2 separate regions of the Homo sapiens genome follow, and region 1 is linked to region 2. Evidence: read pairs that join two places in POLR2A ChIA-PET (ENCODE). Cell type or tissue: CD4-positive, alpha-beta T cell. All regions are shown on one strand. Links, peaks and the distances in the headings refer to the core of each region. The heading gives the core; the rest is flanking DNA. Region 1 overlaps CSTPP1 (centriolar satellite-associated tubulin polyglutamylase complex regulator 1). Region 2 overlaps DGKZ (diacylglycerol kinase zeta).

Region 1 (9,739 bases), core at 12-5,011, 800 kb before region 2:
CCCTGGCTCCTTGGCTCTGTGCTGCCGTGAGGTCCGGTGCAGCTTCGACCTCACCACCCTGTGGCACGCAGAGGAAAGAGCTGGCATTAGTTGGCCCTTTAACTCGCTGGCTGAGGGCGAGCGAGCAACCTCAGCAGTCCTGCCCCTTGTCACGGCAGTAGGCTTGACTGGGGATGGGTTTCAGTGGAGTTTAAGAAATATTTAACGCCGGGTACAGTGGCTCATGGCTGTCATCCCAGCACTTTGGGAGGCTGAGGCGGGTGGATCACTTGAGGCTAGGAGTTTGAAACCAGCCTGGCCAACATGGTGAGACCCCATTTCTACTAAAAATACAAAATTAGCGGGGTGGGGGCGGTGTGGTGCATGCCTGTAATCCTAGCTACTCAGGAGGCTGAAGCAGAAGTCACTTGAACCCGGGAGGCAGAGGTTGCAGTGAGACTAGATCGCGCCACTGCACCCCAGCTTGGGTGATAAAGTGAGACCCTGTCTCAAAAAAGAAAAAATTACATATATATACATACACACACATACTCTTAGACGTTAATGGGACCCTTTAAATTTAGGGAAGAAAAGGTGTGTGTTTGTGTGTAAATCCTTAGCTTGGCCACCCCTTTCTCTTGGGGGCTTCTGAAACATCTCTGTGCCACCTTAGGAGTCCTCACGGTAGTTACAGACCACTGGTCTGGGAAGTGGATGATTAGAAAGGATGGGCAGAGGGAGCCAGGGGGCTGTAAGCCAGGGATTTGCAGAGTGTAGGTTTGGGACTCATTCAGCTTTGGGATCATCTGGAATTTCTGGACTCCATCCCAAGTTGATAGAGTTAGACTCTCTGGAGCTTGGTAATTTGCATCGTCAGTAGGCTTTCCTGTGATTCTGAGGACACCAGGATTTGAGAACCATGTCTCTTATGGGCTGTGCATCATTGTGGGCCTACAGAGCTCATCACGCAGCCTGAGCTTTTTTTTTTTTTTTTTTTTAAGATGGTCTCATTCTGTCAGTCACTCAGACGGGAGTGCAGTGGCACGATCATGGCTCACTGCAGCCTCAACCTCCTGGGTTCAAGTGATCTACCTCGGGTCTCCCAAGTAGCTGGGACTACAGGTGCAAGCTACCATGCCTGGCTAAGGTTATTTTGTAGAGATAGGGTCCTACTATGTTTCCCAGGGTGGTCCTGAACTCCTGGGCTCAAGCAGTTGGCCCACCTTGGCCTCCCAAAGTGCTGGGATTACAGGCAATGAGCCACTGCATCCTGGAGCAGCTTCGGGGCTGGAATGCCTAGTCTTGGCCTCAGCTCTGCAGGGGTTTGGGAGGCAGTTCCTGTAATGATCCGTTCTGGGTAGGGATGAGCCCAAGGAAATGTGTATGCCTAGTAGTGGTGACATCCACCTTCAGAGGAGGCAGTCCTGTTCTGCTTGGGCTTCTGGGTGGGTTTTGCTTTCTGGGGGACCCCGCCCCTTCAGCCCTCAATCCAAAGAAGTTGAAGACACTCGTCCTTACCTGCCTCCAGTCTTGGCTGGGATGTGTCTGCCCCAGGCTGTGTCTGTCTGTCTTTCACAGCTGCATCCCACTGTTCTAACCCCAAGCAGGTGCTTGGCAAATGTTGACTGAAACCCTGGCTGGAAGGCTGTGCAGTATTAACCCTTTATGGCCACGGTCTTTAAAGTTATGGGAACCTGGCCTTGAACCCTCTGAACCTGTTTCCTGAAGGCCGTTCCAGCTGTGAGCACTTTTCCTCTGGAAGGTTGCTCTTGTGCGAAGCTAGGCCCCTCTGCTCGTTGTCTGAGGCAGGTCCCCAGGTCTGAGTGGGCCACTGGCCTACCTCCTAGTCCTACCAGAAAAGCACCGAAAACCCAAACTCCCCCTCTCCCTTCTCCCCTCAGCCTAGGAGCTTTAGACTCACCAGTTACCAGACATGAGGGACTTTTTATTCGTTTCACATGTTTGTTTAGCTATTAGACACAAAGGGGTCAAGACTTGAAGCAGTTTTTGCAAGTGAAATCATCTTCTGGCCCACCCTTCATATTACCAAGGCTACTGGCTGTTCTCCAACAGGCCACAGCGGTTATGTCCTCCTGGTACTTGCGTCGCAGGTGTCACCCTTGATGGTGCAAGGCCCTGCGTGGCTATTCGGGTTCTCCCCCTTAATGGAGTTGCTGTGAGGAGATGAACCTTATTGGGGGACCCGCAGAGGCTGGCTCAGAAGAGACTGCTCTTAAGAGGTTAGGAGGACTAACAGGCTACGGCGTGACAAGGTGGCCTCAGCACAGTCTGTCAGCTTGGGGCCTAAGTGAAGTTCACAGGCTGATAGGGCCAGGGAGAGCAGGCCATTCACCTTCCGGGGCCACTGGCTGGGCTGATCATCAGAGCCCCTCTGGCTGGTCTTGGGGCTGTTATTCACCTTGTCAGCAGCAGAGGGCAGCACAGCAAGGTGCTGGAGAGGAGGCTGGGTGGGCACACCAAGGGCTGGGTGGGAGCAGGTACAGGGCGCTGTGGGCAGGACCCTTTGGACTCCTCAAGTCTCCGACTCGTCTGTCTCTTCAGTGGAGCCATCACTCTCTCCATCCACTTTTCGGGAATGATGGAGAGGTCTCCAGGGAGAGCCAACCCGGGGAGGGGTCCGGGAAGGCAGGCAACTGGCCTCTGGACTGGCTGTGACCGAGTTGACCAGGCCTGGGACCTGGGCCAGCCTGAAGAAGGGAAGAAGCCTGGAGGGCAGCGAGAGGCCTCCTGTACAGAGAGCAGGGCCTCCATGCCCACTCTTAACACTAGGGTAAACCCCTGGGCTGCAGCCCCCAAAGGACTCAGAGGGAGGGACACCTCAGGCCTCCACTGGCCCCCAGACCCTTCCCTGGCAGATGTGGGATGTTACAGACAAGTGGTGTTGGCCCCAGATGGGGCACAGCCGTGTCCGACCCGTCTGGCCCCCACAAGGGGGCAGTATCCTCCCACTTGACACTTACAGCCGTTCCAGCTCTTCATCCATTGCTGGGTCGTGCATCAGATCCCCCTTGTCAGGCAAAGCTCCTAGGAGATCATTGGGGGCACAGTAGTTAATCTGAGGGCCCTTCAGCCAGGCAACAGATTCCTCCATGCCCCTCACCTTCACGGCTGCCTGTTCTGCTGACCCTGCGAGGGCCGATCTAAAGATCTGAGGACTGCTAGAGGGGCCAAGAACAGTCACGGAGCAGGAAGGTGCTCGCTGTTGCTTGATACATTTATTGAATCCCACTGCCTACTTTCCCTGCCTGGGGCAGACACCACAGCCAAGGAGTGTGGTGATCCCCTTCCAACACCAGGTGGTGGTTGTGACCTGGTGCTGGGAGTTGAGTTCCTTCTTGAGGCCTCAGGTACTGGGCTGAAAAGGATATGGTCCAGGCTAAGCCCAAAGGTCAGACATTACCTAATTTTGTGTCCCTAAATCAGGATGACCCCACTTTGGAGACAGATGGTTAAAAAAAAAATGCTGCCTCTGCTTCTCCAAGGAGGATCCCAGGGGCAAGAGGAGAAGGCTGGGTCAGGGCCAGAATTAACCCGGCACAGGCAGATTTCCCCTTTTTCCAAATCTTTTTCAGATGATGCCTCCTGGCCCCTCTTGCCCTAAGTTAGTGGTTTTCAAAGTACATCTCATAGAACCCTCTCATTTGTGGGGTGCCCTGGGGACTAAGGGAACAGGGCTGACCTCCGTGACGCGTCAACCAGTGTATCTCCGGATTTCTATTTCATACGCTGGAGATGCAGGTGAGGCCTGAGACCACATGCTTCTTTCTGTCTCCCATTCCATCCAACCACCCAATGTTAGTGTGCAGTAAAAGTGGTTGAATGAGAGTGACTTTTTTTTTTTTTTTTTTTTTGAGACAGAGTTTTGCTTTGTCACCCAGGCTGGAGTGCAGTGATCATGGCTCACTGCAGCCTCGACCTCCCATGCCCAAGCGATCTTCCCACCTCAGCCTCCTGCGTAGCTGAGACCAATGGTACATGCCACCACACCCAGCTAATTTTTGTTTTTTTTCTAAAGAGACGGGGTTCTCCCTATATTGCCCAGGCTGGTCATTAACTCCTGGGCTCAAGCAATCCTCTTGCTTTAGCCTCCCCAAATGCTGGGATTACAGGTGGAGCCACCATGTCTGGCTATTAGTGTTTATTTATTTGATGGAGTTTCGCTCTTGTTGTCCAGGCTGAAATGCAATGATGCGATCTTGGCTCACTGCAACCTCCGCCTCCCTGGTTCAAGTGATTCTTCTGTCTCAGCCTCCCCAGTAGCAGGAATTACAGGCATGTGCCACCACAACTGGCTAATTTTGTATTTTCAGTAGAGACGGGGTTTCTCCATGTTGGCCAGGCTGGTCTCGAACTCCTGACCTCAGGTGATCCGCCGCCTCGGCCTCCCAAAGTGTTGGGATTACAGGCGTGAGCCACCACACCCAGCCAGTGTCCTTTTTAAAGGCCCTTAGAAAAGGGGGATGAGGTTACTTCAGGCTGTGACCCAGTTGCTAATTGGCTTCTCCTTCCTAGTGGCTGCTACTGGTGGGAAGAAAGAGTGGTCATAACGAGGAGTATGAAAGAACACCAGGGCAGATCCCACCCGCCTCCCCCTTACTCTTGATTCCTGACTCTCGCCTGTTTTTGTTTTTTTTTTCTTTTTTGAGACTGTCTTGCTCTGTCGCACAGGCTGGCGTGCAATGGCGTGATCTCGGCTCACCGCAACCTCCGCCTTCTGGGCTCAACCGATTCTCATGCCTCAGCCTCCCGAGTAGCTGGGATTACAGGTGCGGGCCACTATACCCAGCTAATTTTTGTATTTTCAGTAGTGATGGGGTTTCACCATGTTGGTCAGGCTGGTCTTGAACTCCTGACCTTAGGTGATCCACCTGCCTCAGCCTCCCAAAGTGCTGGGATTACAGGCGTGAGGCACCACGCCTGGCCTGTCAATTGCCTCCTTTCTAGTCTTAGTCCAGTGGGTAACCTTGGCTACCAACTTCAGTTGAGGGCTCCCCAGACCTGTGCATGCCCCAAGCACTGACTCAGAATAACCAGGCTGTGGGTGGCATGCAGTTCAGCCTGCTGGGGTTTGTGCTTGTGTATCCCAGAGCATCCCTGGCTAACTGTATATTGTGTAAGATAAAAAATATAAAGCATCCAGCACAGTACTTAGCCTGCTGTGGTTGGCATTTAGTGAATGTTAACTTTCCTTCCCTTAATCCCATTCCCTCAACTGGCAAAAGGAAGGGGGATGCTGTGTGTCTTTTCCTTGAGACTCAGGCACCTGGGATCCCAAGCACAGCAGGAGGATCTCTCGAGACACAAAAAAGAACTCCTTGCTGGGCGTAGTGGCTCACAACTGTAATCCCAGTACTTTGGGAGAGCAAGGTGAGGGGATCCCTTGAGCCCAGGAGTTTGAAACCAGCCTGGGCAACATGGTGAAACCCAGTCTGTACAAAAAACACAAAAATTTTCCAGGATGGTGGCGCATGCCTGTAGTCCCAGCTACTAGGGAGGCTGAGGTGAGAGCATCACTTGAGCCCGGGAGGTCGAGGCTGCAGTGAGCTGAGATTGTACACAGCACTCCAGCCTGGGCAACAGAGCGAGACTCTGTCCCAAAATAAAACAAAAAACAAAAAACCTTAAACTGTAGTAGAATGGAGGCTTACTGGCTCTTCTCTTAGGAGAGCAGTGGCTGTGGGAGGAGGAACAGTGGGGTGGGTGGAGAAGGCTCAGTGAAAAAAAACAGCAGGCAGGAAAAACTGGGCCACTGCAGACTTCCCCTACTTTTGTTTTTCTCCCTTTCAGATTAATCAGATTTTTTTTTTCAGCTTGGAAAAAAGGTCTCCGCAGACACACCTGTGCCTTGTTTATAAATGGGATTCAGGTCTCTTTGATATATAATCTCTAGCGTCACTGAGTAAATAGTCCTGTGTCTGCCCGACCTGCAGGCTGCTCCCCAAAGCAGAGCTGGGGTTCTCTGAGGAGGGGCTGGGCGCTTCTGCTATGGGGAGGTGGTTTCATGTTGGGGCAGGGCTGCAGGCAGGGAGGGCTGTCCCCTACCATGGGAATGTGTAAGAGCCATGTTTTGTCGCCATATTCCTGCTCCCTGGGATTGAGTCCGGCCCTGGGAAGTCAAGGCAGAGATGGTGATGCCCCTTCCCCTCTGGAGCCGTGTTGCTAACAGAGGCCAGCTGCTCCCTGTGTTGTGCGGCAGGAGAGGCTGACGGCTGCTTAGCTCTGACTTACCGAGGGCTTGGTTGATTCCACGGTGCTTTGAGAGAGCCATGAGGAATCCATAGAAGGTCAGTCTCTGAACATTGCTGAGGGCCTCTTTGACAAGTGCTGGGGGTGGGCAGCTAAGAAGGAGAGATGCCACATTCAGAGCCTAGCCAGCCTCAGGGCCACCTCTGCATCCATACTTTCAGGTTCATGAGGATACCCACAGCCAAGCCAGGGACCTGCCTTGGGAGCCCCAAGGCCCTGGGGGATCAGGCCTTCACTATGGTCAGGAGGGGCTGGCATGTTCACTAACTGGTGCTTTCACCGGGGTGGGGAGTGGGGGTGGGAAATGGCTACGGGAAACCAAACCTGTTGCTCAGTCCCTAAGGGTACTTGTGCCACACAGGACAGCTTACCCCTCTCTTTGTGTAGAAAAGTTTTATACAAGGAGTACTCTTTCCTTCTCTCTAAAATGTTAAGGCCAGTCTGTCACCCAGTAAATTGGTCAACTACAGTGGTCTTGCCTGAGTGAAAGCAGTCCTTTTGAAGTGAGCTAATTGAGAGCCTTTCAGTCAACAACTGGTTTGGGGGCAAATGGCACTGTTACATTATGACCAGCAAGGGCCCTAGAATGCCTGGGCCGCGCAGAACATCCTGCGGAGCTCTGTTCCGCAGCCAGCAGTCCGACCCCCTGGGGCTGGGGGGCTGGGGGCTGCATGCCCGTTCCTCACCTGTACTTGTGCCGATCACACAGGTTTTCCAGACACTGGTAGAACAGCGACGCCTCCACGCCCTCCAGCGTGCCGGCCCCGCCCAAGGCAGGTCGTTGGCGGTGCTGCCCACTGGACGACGTCGGCACAATCACTGTGTTGGGGTTCTTGCCTGACAGCAGGTCCTCATAGATGGCAGCCACACTGTCCAGGAATTCTGGAACCGTGGGGGTGGGGGTGTGGGTGTGGACGGCTCAGGCAGGGAGGACATGTTTTGTCTGTTCACTATGTCTTCCCTTCTCTGTCAGCCCAGTTCCACACCAGCCTCAGTGCTCAGGGCATGGTGTCCTGAGAGCAGAAGTTCTCAACCTTGTTTGACAACACATTGATGAGAGATGACACTAATCTGTGTTTTTGCTCAAATGTCCCATCCTTGGCTCAGTTGTTCCTGGACCAGGTGAGACCTGCCATTGCACACTTTCATAGCACCATAGGCTTTTTTTTTTCTGGCACTTAGCCAGTGAGGAGCTTTCTGTGTCATTAATTGTCTAATCTGTCTCCTTGCTGGAATGCACAAAGGCGGGGTCATGCCTTGTTGGCCTCTCCTGCCTAGCACTGTGCTTGGCACATATTAAGGCCATAAATATTTTTTGGAGGAGTGAACATGAGTATGCTCCCACTGGTAAGCCCCATGGTGTGTGGCCACCTGCCTCTCTACCTCAAGAAAGCGTGTTGGAATACCAGCGAGGAACAGAGAAAGCCTGAAAGCTGCTGATGAGTCAGTCATTTGAAATGGTTTTCAAATTTCGTAGTTGAGCCATTGTTAGAACTGCTGACTTATGGCCCATCTCGTCTCTACACACACCGCTGGGCAGTGTCAGTAATGCTCCCAGCCCAATGTGGTGGCTGTCCCATCCCTCTGGGGGTGCTGTGAGAAGAGGGCTGGGGAGACAGTGAGGGAAAAATGTTCTCCCAGACATGGCTGCTCCTTCTCTAGGGCCCAAGAGCTTCAGAGAAATGGGAAATGACTGGTGCTGCTAAGAGCAGGTGGCGAGACCCCAGGCTCCAGCCCCTAACTGTACAGCCCTTGGGCTGCCATCAAGTAAACAGAATGTGGCGCCCAAATGAGGCCAGGGCTGGCTGGGGACACCAGTTGGCAGGAAGGCCACCTCTAGGATCTAAGGACAGCCTTCTATTTACTGGAAGAGCCTGTTTTAAGCAAGTTTGTTTATGAACACAGTCAGCAATTTGTAAACCCGGCACTCCATTTGATGTCTCTGTGCGTGAGCTGGTGTATATTTATATTTATTTGTCTATATTTATTCCATCTGATTCCAGAGAGACTTAAGGGTGCAGCTGTGTGAATTGGGGAGCAGAGTGGGAGTGTGACAAAGGACTGGTGTATGCTTTTTTAAAGCTGTGGGGTGGAGGAGAATGTGCACCCAAACGCACGATCAGTTGCCAAGGGAGAGACCCTTGAAGGCAGTAAAATAGCAGCGAGGTTGGGAACGCTGGCTTTGGAGTCAGCCTTCAGGTCTGGTCTCCACCACTTATGAGCTGCATGACTGGCTACTACTTCTGTGAGCTTGTCTCTGAAAGGACTCTCTCTCAAGGCTGTTGTCAAGATTAAAGTCAGTGCTGTGCCTGGGACATAGTAAGTTTTCAGTAAGCAGTGAATGCTGTGGATGCTATGGATGTTGTTATTGTCATTATCACTTAAACTGATTTGTTGCGTTGCTGACTGAAAACACTGCGGTGTTCAGTGTCTTCAGGAGGCTGAGGAAGTCGGCTCTGCAGACTGAATCTTGTGACCACCACTGAACACTAGACATCCTGTTAGCGACCCGCAGTGAAGCACACCCCCAAAGGAAGTGGGGAAGAGAAACGTGTGTGCCAGGCACACAGATGGGCAGGGCAGCAGGGCAGGACAGGGAGACAGGGTCCTGTGCGGAGCCAGATGGAGCCCCGGAACACTCACCTGAGTAGTAAAACTGGATCTGGAAGGCAAAGAGGAAATCTGAAAAAGACATCAAGCAGTCCATGGCATCGTCCATGAGCACAATCCTGAAGGGGAAAGAGAGAATCTGAGAGAGAGAATGGGGGAGAGGTTTAAGGAGGGGAGGGAGAGAGGGAGAGGGAGGAAGGGAAAAGTGCGGGGGAGAGGGAGAGAGAGAGCTGTTCCTGGGCCGCCAGTCTCCCCTGGGGCAGCAGGACATTTAGGAGAGGGCTCCCAAAAGCAAGCTCCTCCCAGTCACCTCACTGCTCCATCAATTGGACTCTGCCACCAAACTGAACTGACCACACTGTACCCAGAGCGGGCTCCCGGTTCAGTCTCAGTGGCACCAGCTAGCGGATGGAGCATGGGCAGGGGGTGGCGAGGAGAGGGTGCAACTGTAATGCAGCCAAGGTTTCTTTTCATATACTTAAGCAGTAAATCCTTTCATTCTGCCGTGAGGACCATTTAGTTCAGAATAAATACAGCTGATCAGAAAAGGCAAAAAGAACAGCTAAGGGGTTTAAAGGGTCTTGGCAAGTGGTACTGAGATTTAATAAGCTACCAAAGGGCCAGAACAGCGACAGACACCGCCACCCTGGGGCACAGATGGCAGACAAGGGGAGAGGGCAAAGAGCTATTGGGGAATCTGCACTTGTGAGGGTCAAAACCCACACTCATCTTGTGCTGCCGCCCTGCTCCTCCTTGCATCCATGTTCACAGGTTGCCCACCCAACGGTTTTCCTGTCTCTAGTCCCTCCCACTGAGGACCCACCTCACAGGAAGAAAACCGTCTGACTCATAAAGGGATCCGACCAAGGCTATGTTCATCCTC
Region 2 (10,768 bases), core at 823-5,822:
CCTGTGACTGCACATTCTTCTGCGGCCCTGATGCTGGAAGCCCCCATACTCACAATTCCAAACGCTGCACAGCCCAGAGCTCCCTCCTGCAGGCAGGCAGGAGCTGTGGGCATCATCCTAGCTCCCACCTGGACCTGGCCTCCATGGACCCATCCTGAACTCATGCTTTGCTCCCTCTGCCAGCTCACCTCAGCCCTGCCTACCCTTCTTCACAGCCAGCATCGAGCTCCTGTGCCCTACCTCTCCTAACAGTGGGGGAAGGGCAGCCTGCCTGGCATGGATCAGGCTGGCGATGCCTCCAGGTACCTGAGGCCACCTGTGCCCCACAGCAGGTGATCTCCTGGGCCCTGGTCCTGGGGAGAGACTGGTGGGGGATGCATCCTAACCGCTGGCAGCCACAGAGGTCAAGGTCACAGCCCTGGGACAGTGCTGCCTGGGGCTGACAGAAGAAGCCCTGTGGTCCCCTGAAGGCTGGCATTAATTAGGCATGGTGGGTGATGCCCTGGACGCATGTTGGGCAGGAGGAAGGATGAAGGCAAAGATGAAGGGCTGGAGGAGTCAGGCCCAGGCCGCACGTCTAGCACCTTCTCCTTCCATACACTGCACTGATTTGCTACTGCCCTGCAGGTCTTGAGCAGCTTCAGGCCAGGTACAGGGGTGTTGGGGGAGAGATGGACAGGGTGGAGGTGCCTAGGGAAGCAGAGTTCTGCACAGCTCAGCTCTTGGTCTCTGCCTATTGGAGTTTCCAGCTGCCTCAGATGACAGGGAGGTCAGGGCAGTGCTCTTATGACCCCAAATAGTGCCCCACTCAAAGCAGACCACCTGGGCCGGAGGGAGCTGCAGGGGCAGGACAGCAGGCATGGGTGGAGAGCGCTGGGTCTCCCCCAAAATCACCAGTGTCACGGCTGACATTTACTGAGCCCCTATGTGTCAGGCACTGTGCTAAGCCCCTGACAAACACTTAGATCATTTCATAAACTGCAACCCCAAGGAATAGGTACTGCATCACACTGCATTCCTGATGAGGAAGTTGACGCAGAGGTGACCGCCTAGAGTCCACGGCAAGTCAGTGTGGAGTCAGTGCTGGAGTCCAAGTCTACCTAACGGCAAAGCCTGCGTCCCAGAAATGGGGTGGGTTGCAGGGTCCTTCCTCCTGGAACATGAGGCTGGGATGGGGTAGGAAAGGGAACCAGATAGGGAATAATAACGAACACCTGCTACGTGACAGGCCCTGGGCTAAGTACTTTATCATCTCGTGTAATCCTCACCACAGCCCTGTGAGGTAAGCAGGACCTGCAGCTCCATTCTAGAGATGGGGAAACTGAGGCTTCAAGAGGGCCAGTAACATGCCACAGTCCCACGGCCAGTCAGCGGCATTCGGGACCTGAACCCGGGTCTTCCCGACCTGGGGCCTGCTTTGTGTCAGGGGAAGAGGAGCCTGAAGGCCCAACTGCCCCCTGCCGTCAGGGCACCGGCCTGCCAGCCCTCCCCAGGGTGTCAGCTTTCCTGCCTGCCTGGTCAGGCCGCCCTGTGACAGCTGCCCAGCCTGGAGGAGATTAGTCACCCGGACACACCGCCTGATGCTACTGTCACCCAGAAAACAAAAGGCCACAGTCAGTGGGGGGAGGTGCCGCTGCACCCGTGGGCAGCGGTGAGGGCTGAGCCCAGCTTGCGGCCCCAGACCTGCACTGACAACAGGGGCCAGGACCCCCTCGAGAGACAAGGGCGGCTTACAGGAGCTCCTGTGGTGCCCGGCTCCACACACTGCCAGGCAGCCCAGGTCCACATCTGTCCAGGAGTCTCCTCGGCGGCCGATGATGCCGCCCCTCCCAGCAGAGTGGGGTGGGCAAGGCCGGCAGTGCTGTGTGACTGTGTGCAAGTTGGCCCCTCACGGGCCTCAGTTTCCCTGTGTGTCTGGGGAGGCTGTCAGAGTGGCTGAGCTGACAATTTGTCACAGGCTCTCCTGCTGGGCACCCATGCCTCCGTGCTCCCATGCCCCTCCCCGCAGGCCTGAGTTTCCTGTTCCTCTGGTCTCCATAGAAACCTCTGTCCCTGGTCAGCAAGAGCCTGACTCCTCACTTCCTATCTCTGCTGGGGCTTCTCCTGGGCCTTGTTGGAGCCCGCCCTGGGCCTAAGCCTCTCCCATAGCGCAGCTCTGCGTGACAGTGTCTTCTCACCTCGTGCTCTTGGTCACCTCCACCTCGCCACACAGTACGTGTAAAGGTCACCCTGAGGGCTTCAACACCAAGAGCACAGCAAAATGGCTGTCCCTCGGTCTCCGGGTGGGGAGCCTGTTACACCAATGGGGACAGGATGGGAAAGGACTCAGGGGACCCCATCAACCCTTGGCCGGCTCTGGGGCCTGACAAGGACAGGGCCTGGGAAAGGACAGAGGAAGTCAGGAGACAAGACCATTGGTGTCTGGCCGTGCACCCTTGCTGGACAGTGGCTGTGGCTGCAGGTGGCCGAGCTGCAGTGGCTGCTATCGGGGCAGGCAGGCCGGAGAGCTTCATCAGCTACAGCTGGAGCGGACAGGACACCCACCCTCCAGAGCCCAGGCCATCTCACGCCCTGTGCTAGTTTCAAGGGCGTTGGCATCCTGAATCTGCCACTGCCACCCTAGACTGATCCACTAACCTTTCTGAGCCTCAATTTTCTCATCTGCAAAATGGAGCTCACACCACCTGGTTCAGAAGATTGGCCTAAAGGAGGTCTGGATGCGATGACAGAGAGAGAGTGCCTGGTGATACCTGGCAGACAGCAGGGCCTGGCAGGGCCTACACCCACCATAGACACCAGAGCATGTGATTGTGCTACCTCCTGGGGTCTGTCTGCCCACAGTGAGGCCAGGAACCCAGAAAGGGAAGCAGGAGTGCCCAGGGTGGCCACCACCCACCGCATGAGGAACAGAGCCGGCCACAGGTGTCACCTGGGTATCTGCTCGTGCCATGAGGAATGCCCTCTGCACCCGGTACCAGGCCTGGCCCCCTGAGTTGCTCTCACAGGATACCCCATGGGACTGACCCAGAGCGCCCACTCCACACCCTGGGCAGGGCCTCGTCCGCCTTCTGCTCCGTGAAGGCTGGGCATGGTGCATGGCGACCCCACCTCCAGCAGCCCCAGAGCAAGGGCCTGCAGCTGCCTCCCCAGAACCCCCTCGGCTCTGCTCCCACAGACCTGGGTTGGAGGGAAGGAGGTGGGGAAGCTGGAAGGGAGGCCAGTCCCTCCCCAGTCAGCCTAGGGGCTGGGGAGGCAGAGTCCTCCTCCCTTCCCCAGGCTGAGACTCACCACAGGGATCCTGTCAAAAACAACAAACAAAATGTACCTCGGGGAGCAGGTGGGCCAGGCTGGATGGTAAGAAGGCGACCAGGCCAGTGAGTGTTTAGTCGGCAGGGTCTGCCCTGGCTCAGCAGGAGCTCGGGGGGACCCTTTTCCATCAGCTTCAGGAACCTGGCAGGGCAGGCTCCTTGCCTAGGGATGGTGGGGCCCGGGTCCGCCCGGATCCAACCCTCCCCGCACCCACCCAGCCAGATACAGAGGGAGGAAGCAGAAAGCAAGGAGGGGCTGGGGGCCCCTTTTGACCTGATCTGGAAGGCAGGGCGCAGGTGGGAGCTGGGGTCCCCAAGGCCGGGCTCTGGATCCAGCTCCGGGCTGGCGGCCTCTGCTGAGCAAGTCCTAGTTTGGAGAGCTAGCAGCCGTGGCTGCTCCTCTGCCCCCTCCCCCTTGTCACCCTCCTCCCTGCAGCCTGAGACAGCCGTTATGAAAATAACCCGATTGGTAACTGAACGCACTTCCTCTCCCAGCAGCGGCTCCAGGCCCTGCAGCAGGCGACGGGTGGGCGGACGGGCACACAGCGCACGAGCGTGCCTCCCAGCTCCTTTTCCCAAGGTTCCCAGAGCCAGGCTGGGTGACAACCCAGTGGCCTCCCTTCCACCTGGCACCCAGTACAGCCCAGCCCATGCCTCAGCTTGGGAACGAGGTCTAAGGAGGGAGAAGTGGGAGCCAGGCCCTTTTAGGGAGGGGGCCCCCCACTAATGCCCCCTATTTAGCCACCTAATGCCTTCTCACGCCCACTGGACAGGTTTTCTGAGGTCTGGGGAAGCTAATCACACCGGCTCCAGACAAAACAATCACAAAAATAAGTATCTGTGGAGTGTTTCACAACTTACAAAGTACTTTTCACCAGCATTACAAACGGGAGGCTGGTATTTCCCCTGTGCAGACAGCACTACTGTCCCACTGAATAGATGGGGCAACTCGAGGCTTGTGGAAGCCCGTGACTGCCCACAACTCCGATTTGGTTGAGCTGGGACTCCAGCTTCTGGGTCTTCTGGCTCTGCCAAGCTAAGGAACGCCCAGAAGACACCAGTCTGTGTTATATGTATCCTGACTGGAATGCCACCCCCCCAACTCCCAGTCCTGACATGGTACCCTAGGGTCTGGAGTGGCAGCTGTCCAACTGCCTGATCCCAAGACCTCTTTAAACTCTTTTTTTTTTTCTTTGAGATGGAGTCTTGCCCTGTCACCCAGGCTGGAGTGCAATGGCGTGATCTCAGCTCACTGCAACCTCCGCCTCCCGGGTTCAGATGATTCTCCTGGCCCAGCTTCCCGAGTAGCTGGGATTACAGGCACCTGCCACCATGCCCAGCTAATTTTTGTATTTTTAGTAGAGACGGGGTTTCACCATGTTGGCCAGGCTGGTCTCGAACTCCTGACCTCGTGATCCGCCCACCTCGGCCTCCCAAAGTGCTAGGATTACAGGCATGAGCCACCGCACCCAGCCTTTTTTTTTTTTTTTTTGATGAGGAAAGGGGCGAGGAGCTTCCACGCCCTCCCTGGGCACACCATCCTCCAGGAACCTCCATGTGTTCAGCAACTTGAAAGCTCCCAGACCCCTTTACACTCTCAAAATTGGTGAAGATCCCAAAAGAGTTTTGTTTTAGGGGGTGACAGCTATTAATATGTATCATATCAGATGTTAAAACTGAGAAATGTTTAAGATACTTACTAGCTTAAAACAATAAGCCCATTACGTTAATATAAACAACACTTTTATAAATAATTTTCTAAAAAAAAGTTAGCAAAAAGAGTGGCATCATTTTACATTTTTTGCAAATCTCTTTAACATCTGGCCTAATAGAAGGCAGCTGGATTCTCCTGTCTATCCCTGCATTCAATCTGTTGTGACATGTTGTTTTGGTTGAAGTATATGAAGAAAATTCTGCCTCACACAGACATGTAGTTACAAAAAGAAGGAATATCTTTAACAGCCTTTCCAGGTAATTATAGATTTTCTTTGCTACTACACCAAAATATGACAAATGACAGTTTCTCAAAGGTTAGTTGCAATGTGGAATCTAAAACCGTATCAGGCCGGGCACAGTGGTTCACGCCTGTAATCCCAGCATTTTGGGAGGCCGAGGTGGGCGGATCAACTGAGGTCAGGAGTTCGAGACCAGTCTGGCCAACATGGCAAAACCCCGTCTCTACTAACAATACAAAAAAAAAAAAAAAAAAATTAGCCGGGCATGATGGCAGGTGCCTGTAATCCCAGCTACTCGGGAGGCTGAGGCAGGAGAATCGCTTGAACCTGGGAAGCGGAGGCTGCAGTGAGCCGAGATCACGCCACTGCACTCCAGCCTTGGCCACAGAGCGAGACTCCATCTCAAAATAAATAAATAAATATAAATAAATATAAATATAAAACCACGTCAATGAACTTTCCACTGGACTACCTTGCATTTTGAATTTTGTAACATCAAGCACCAGTCATTGGAAAATACTGGTTTACTGAGTTATGCAGATCTTCCAAATGGTGACACATTTTATTTTATTTTATTTTTGAGATGGAGTCTGGCTCTTATCGCCCAGGCTGGAGTGCAATGGCGCAATCTCAGCTCACTGCAACCCCAGCCTCCCAGGCTCAAGTGACTCTCCTGTCTCAGCCTCCTGACTAGCTGGGATTACAGGCATGGGCCACCATGCCCAGCTAATTTTTTTTTGTATTTTTAGTAGAGACGGGGTTTCACCATGTTGGCCAGGCTGACCTCGAACTCCTGACCTCGTGATCCGCCCGCCTTGGCCTCCCAAAGTGCTGGGATTACAGGCATGATTCACAGCACCTGGCCTTATTTTATTATTTTTTTTTTGAGATACAGTCTTGCTCTGTCGCCCAGGCTGGAGTGCAGTGTTGCGATCTCAGTTCACTGCAACCTCCTCCCAGGCTCAAGTGATTCTCCTGCCTCAGCCTCCCGAGTTGCTGGGATTACAGGTGTGCACCACCATATCCAGCTAATTTTTGTATTTTTAGTAGAGATGGGGTTTCACCATGTTGGCCAGGCTGCTCTCAAACTCCTGACCTCAGGTGATCTGCCCGCCTCAGCCTCCCAAAGTGCTGGGATTACAGGTGTGAGCCTCCACACCTGGCCCACATGTTATTATACAATACCAAAAATCACACTAACTTCACTACTGATCTCATCAGAAAAATTTTAAGCCTGAGGAAGCCGTCAGGCTCTAGGAAGTGAATAAAAGGTTTCCAAAATTCTCATTTTTGCTCAAAAGCTCAAATTTTATCATTGGCAACAAATATTTTATTACTTATTTTTAAAAAATATATGTAGAGATGAGGTCTCACTATGTTGCCCAAGCTGGTCTTTAACCCGTGGGCTCAAGTGATCCTCCTGCCTTGGCCTCCCAAAGTGATAGGATTACAGATATGAGCCATGGTGGCCTGTGCCTGGCAACAAATAATGACACTGTTTTGGAAATGACAAGCTCATGTCATGCACTTTTGAGAAAATGTCTGCCAAATACCTACATCTGACTAGTTTGTCTATCAGGTGTCCAAGTACAAATGGTGTTCTTAAAAAAAAAAGCATCTAGTACAGCTTACAACTGCATCGAGTTAAGAGCTTTTCCTCATCACAGTTTGGTTTGCAGCAAAGGTGCCTTATATATATTTCATATTCCTTCATGTAAAATATCAGAAGATATAGGTACACAAGGGTCTAGACTTTATAAAATTAATGATCTTCACTACTTTTAAAGAAATGTATGTATGGAGTAAGGACTCTGATGTTGGGGCCCCTGCCTAGATTCGCGTTGAGGGGCTAGCAGTTTTACCCACCACTGCTTTTGTGCCATCAGCACAGCAAAAAAAAGGCAGGAACCAGGGTATCTCTGAAAATAGTTTTGACTTTATCAAATCCCTGAAATGGGTCAGGGCACCCCCAGGACCATACTTTTTAAGACCACTGATTCAGAGTGAATCTGCCTTCTCCACCCTGGCAGACGTGGCTCCTGCGGTGTGGCACTAAGCCTCCTGTACTGTGACACGAAGCCTTAGTTCTAACCAAGCCAGCCTATTCTCTGTGCCCCAATCTGGCTGTGCCTGACTTACTGCTGTGCCGCCGCACCTGGCACACCTTCTGCCCCGAATACTGGCCTCCCTCTCTACCTGATAAGCAGCTGCCTGCTCACAGCCAACGGAACACCCCTCCTACTCACAGCTCCGCACTGCCCATTTGGCTCCCCTGCCACTAGAGCCCTGGGAGGCCTGCTTCTTTCAGCCCACATGCCTGCTCCTCCACCAGACCGCGAGCTCCTGGGGGGCCGGGGCCAGGTCTAGCGCATCTGGGCATGCCCGGCATGGTGCCTGGCAGTGAGTCCAGCATTTACTGCTGATCAGTGCAGGAGGAAAGAACAGGGAATTCCACAGGGGAGGGGCCAGCACCTTAAGGGAGGAGAAAGGCTTCTTCCACCTTGTGTAACCACATGCAACGGCTGACCACAGGCTCCAGCTGGCTCAGGCCACTTCTCTTTGTTGGGTACAAGGGGATGGCAACAGCCTTGGTTTGGGTGGCCACCTTCCTCTCCTCTCTAGAGGACCCCAAGAGTGACACCTGGAGGCCCCTTTCTGGGCTGGATGCTATCGCCCGCTCCATGTTCTCCATGGCTTTCTCATGAAAACTAGATAGTCGGTTTGGTGACATGAAGTCACAAGGGGAGGGTGGTGGGCAAGGAAAGGGGAGGAGGGGCTGTCTCAGAGGCTTGGGGGCTAGGCGGGGATCCTAAGCTGGCCTGAGCTCCTTGGTGAAATACCCCCAGTCTCTTCTTTCACATCCGAGTCCCTGACTCAGCCCCTGCTAGGCCTCAAAGAGATGTTTGCGCAACAAATGACCAACCCATTCCTTTAGTGCCTCCCTCCAAGCCAGACTCCCGCTGCCATCAGAATTCATCCTAAAGCACCCAATCACCTTTTACTGACTCTACTGTCAGCTGAGCAAAATGCAAAGACCTGGGGCTGGCAGGCAACAGGCCTCCCAGCCTCCTCTCTGCTCTTTCATATTTTTAATGCTGTATTTGACACTTACATAACTCACTCCACCAGACACTACTCTAAGTGTTTTTACAAATATTAAGCTACGAATCCTCCTAAGAATAGTTGGTATTCTTATCCCCATGGCCCGTATCCTCATATTGCAGATGAGGAAACTGAGAGACAAAGCGGTTAAGTCATTTGCCTGAAGTCGTCCAGCTAACATGTGGCAGTGCTGGGGTTTGAACTCAGTAGTGTGTTCCATGGCACATACCCTCGACCCCTCAGGCTCCACCCTGGATGCTTCTGGCAAACAAAACACCGCGGGTCCCTTTTCCACGTGGCACCACGTGGCATCCGGTGGTCTCCCTACCTGGAATACCACTCCCCTCTCTACTCAGTGAATTCTCCCTCATGGTTTTCCTCTCAGACCCTGGGCAATCAGCACTAATGTGCAAATCTGCATCCCCGGACAGGCTGTGAGCCCCAGGGCCTCACATTGCTTCTAATGGCATCCCCAGAGTGTAGAAGTGCTGGGTGTGGTTTGAAGAGTGAGTGGAGGGAACAGCGCATGGTCTGGACTCAGCCTCATGGATCCCGCTGACAGCACAGGCTTCAGGTGGGCACAGAGCCCCAGGAGTGGGCCAGCTCCCGAGAACTTCCTGCTGCACTGGGTGGACAAGTCTGGTCTGGGCTGAGCTCTGGTGTCTCAGAGGCAACACTGAAACCGATCCCTGATGGGAATGCCAATATATCTCCCTTAGCCTCCCAAAGGGGCCCCTTTGTTATAAACCCCTCGCGGGCCCCCACTCTTCTCTGGTGACCGTCCCATCCTTGTCTTCTCCTGTGTCTGCAGAGGGCTCCCATTCCCCATCTGCTGGGAGAAGCATTTCCCCCTCACCCCTCATTCAATATTAACACCCTGGCCGGGCGGGTGGCTCATGCCTGTAATCCCAGCACTTTGGGAGGCTGAGGCGGGCAGATCACCTGAGGTCAGGAGCTCGAGACCAGCTTGACCAACATGGAGAAACTCCATCTCTACTAAAAATACAAAATTAGCCGGGTGTGGTGGCCCATGCCTGTAATCCCAGCTACTTGGGAGGCTGAGGCAGGTGAATCGCTTGAACCTCAGAGGCAGGGGTTGCGGTGAGCCGAGACCGCGCCATTGCGCTCCAACCTGGGCAACAAGAGCAAAACTCCATCTCAAAAAAAGAAAAAAAAAAAATTTAACACCTCCCCCCTCAACTTTCTGACCATGTTGCTCCCTCCCCCATCAGCCCCCAGGGCCCCACCCCACTCTCCAGGCTTCCACACTACTCACACAGGGGACAAAGGCCTTCACAGTAGGTTTAGCTTCAAAGGCCCAGAGGATCTGCCTCTGACCAGCTACATGACCTCAAGCTAAGCCTTTTAACCTGCCTCAGCCTCAGTTTCCTGATCTGATAAATAGGGCTAATGCCCACCCTCGTCTCTCTCAAGGGAGTGTTGCAGGCTTGAAGGAGAAAGTGTTTGTTCCTGGGAAACAATTCCCCAGTTTACTGAAAGTTTTAAGAAAGAAAATAGCCGGGCGCGGTGGCTCATGCCTGTAATCCCAGCACTTTGGGAGGCTGAGGCGGGCGGATCACGAGGTCGGGAGATCGAGACCATCCTGGCTAACATGGCGAAACCCCGTCTCTACTAAAAATACAAAAAATTAGCCGGGCGTGGTGGCGGGCGCCTGTAGTCCCAGCTACTTGGGAGGCTGAGGCAGGAGAATGGCCTGAACCCGGGAGGCAGAGCTGGCAGTGAGCCGAGATCGCACCACTGCACTCTAGCCTGGGCGAGAGTGAGACTCTGTCTCAAAAAAATAAAATAAAATAAAAAAATAAACACAGAGGCCTAAAAATTAGGACAACTACTTCGGAGCACAATTTGGCAACATCTGTCTAAGCTGAAAATACACAGACCCTGTGAGCAAGCACTGGTGGAGAGAACACAGAGGGATCGCTTGCAATAGCGAAAAACTGCACACCACCCAAGTGTCCGTCAACAGAGCCTGGGCAAATAAGCTGCTGTTACACAATGGAATCGGACGTGGAGGTTAAAATGGATCCGTGAGAATTCATGTTTAGGATGGTTAAATCTCCAAAACAATATTGAGGGAAAAACCTAAATGCAGAATATGCCTGGTATACCATTTAAACCAGAGTAAAATCATACGAAACAGCACTGTATGTTGCTAGGCATGAATACCTATGTAGGACAATTTTAAAAACAGGCACAAGAACATCACACACACCAAAATCAGAATTGTGGTTTCCTCCAGGGAGTAAGACACAGGGGCCTCCATCTCTATCTAAAGCAAATATGGCCTAATGCTAAGCTCCAACCAAGCTAGGCAGTAGGTGTCACCTTATTCTGCACACTTTTCTAACGCCAAGATATTTAATGTGTTTAGAAAGATTTCAA

The links. ChIA-PET counts read pairs that join two places held together with the same protein. Peaks named below come from ENCODE experiments on the same cell type or tissue, not always from the same donor. Only the 100,000 strongest peaks of a DNase experiment are listed, where the experiment ranks them.
Region 1: POLR2A ChIA-PET joins it to region 2 with 6 read pairs; 1 of 35 experiments calls an interaction of 5 or more read pairs at or near these places.

The regions. Positions count from the first base shown.
Region 1 is chr11:47,154,412-47,164,150 of GRCh38, reverse strand. It overlaps CSTPP1 (centriolar satellite-associated tubulin polyglutamylase complex regulator 1), which reads right to left. Exons shown (of 9, transcript NM_024113.5): 5 at 8,890-8,975; 6 at 6,933-7,128; 7 at 6,229-6,338; 8 at 2,961-3,024; 9 at 1,904-2,687. The coding sequence ends at 2,513. LOC124902672 (a long non-coding RNA gene) reads left to right here and starts at 7,125. Exons shown (of 2, transcript XR_007062668.1): 1 at 7,125-7,368; 2 at 9,628-9,739. RefSeq lists silencers at 2,882-3,048, 2,799-3,093. In CD4-positive, alpha-beta T cell, for the core only: CTCF peaks have their summits at 2,412 (motif pointing right), 2,621 and 2,848; DNase peaks (open chromatin) are centred at 2,420 and 2,940.
Region 2 is chr11:46,354,521-46,365,288 of GRCh38, reverse strand. The region is part of intron 1 of DGKZ (diacylglycerol kinase zeta); the gene reads right to left. Among named protein-coding and RNA genes, the nearest start is that of DGKZ, 12 kb to the right of the region's middle. RefSeq lists an enhancer at 8,749-9,617. In CD4-positive, alpha-beta T cell, for the core only: no CTCF peak of the experiment used is centred there; DNase peaks (open chromatin) are centred at 1,550, 2,058, 3,758 and 4,238; H3K4me3 peaks cover 1,470 bases; H3K27ac peaks cover 1,643 bases.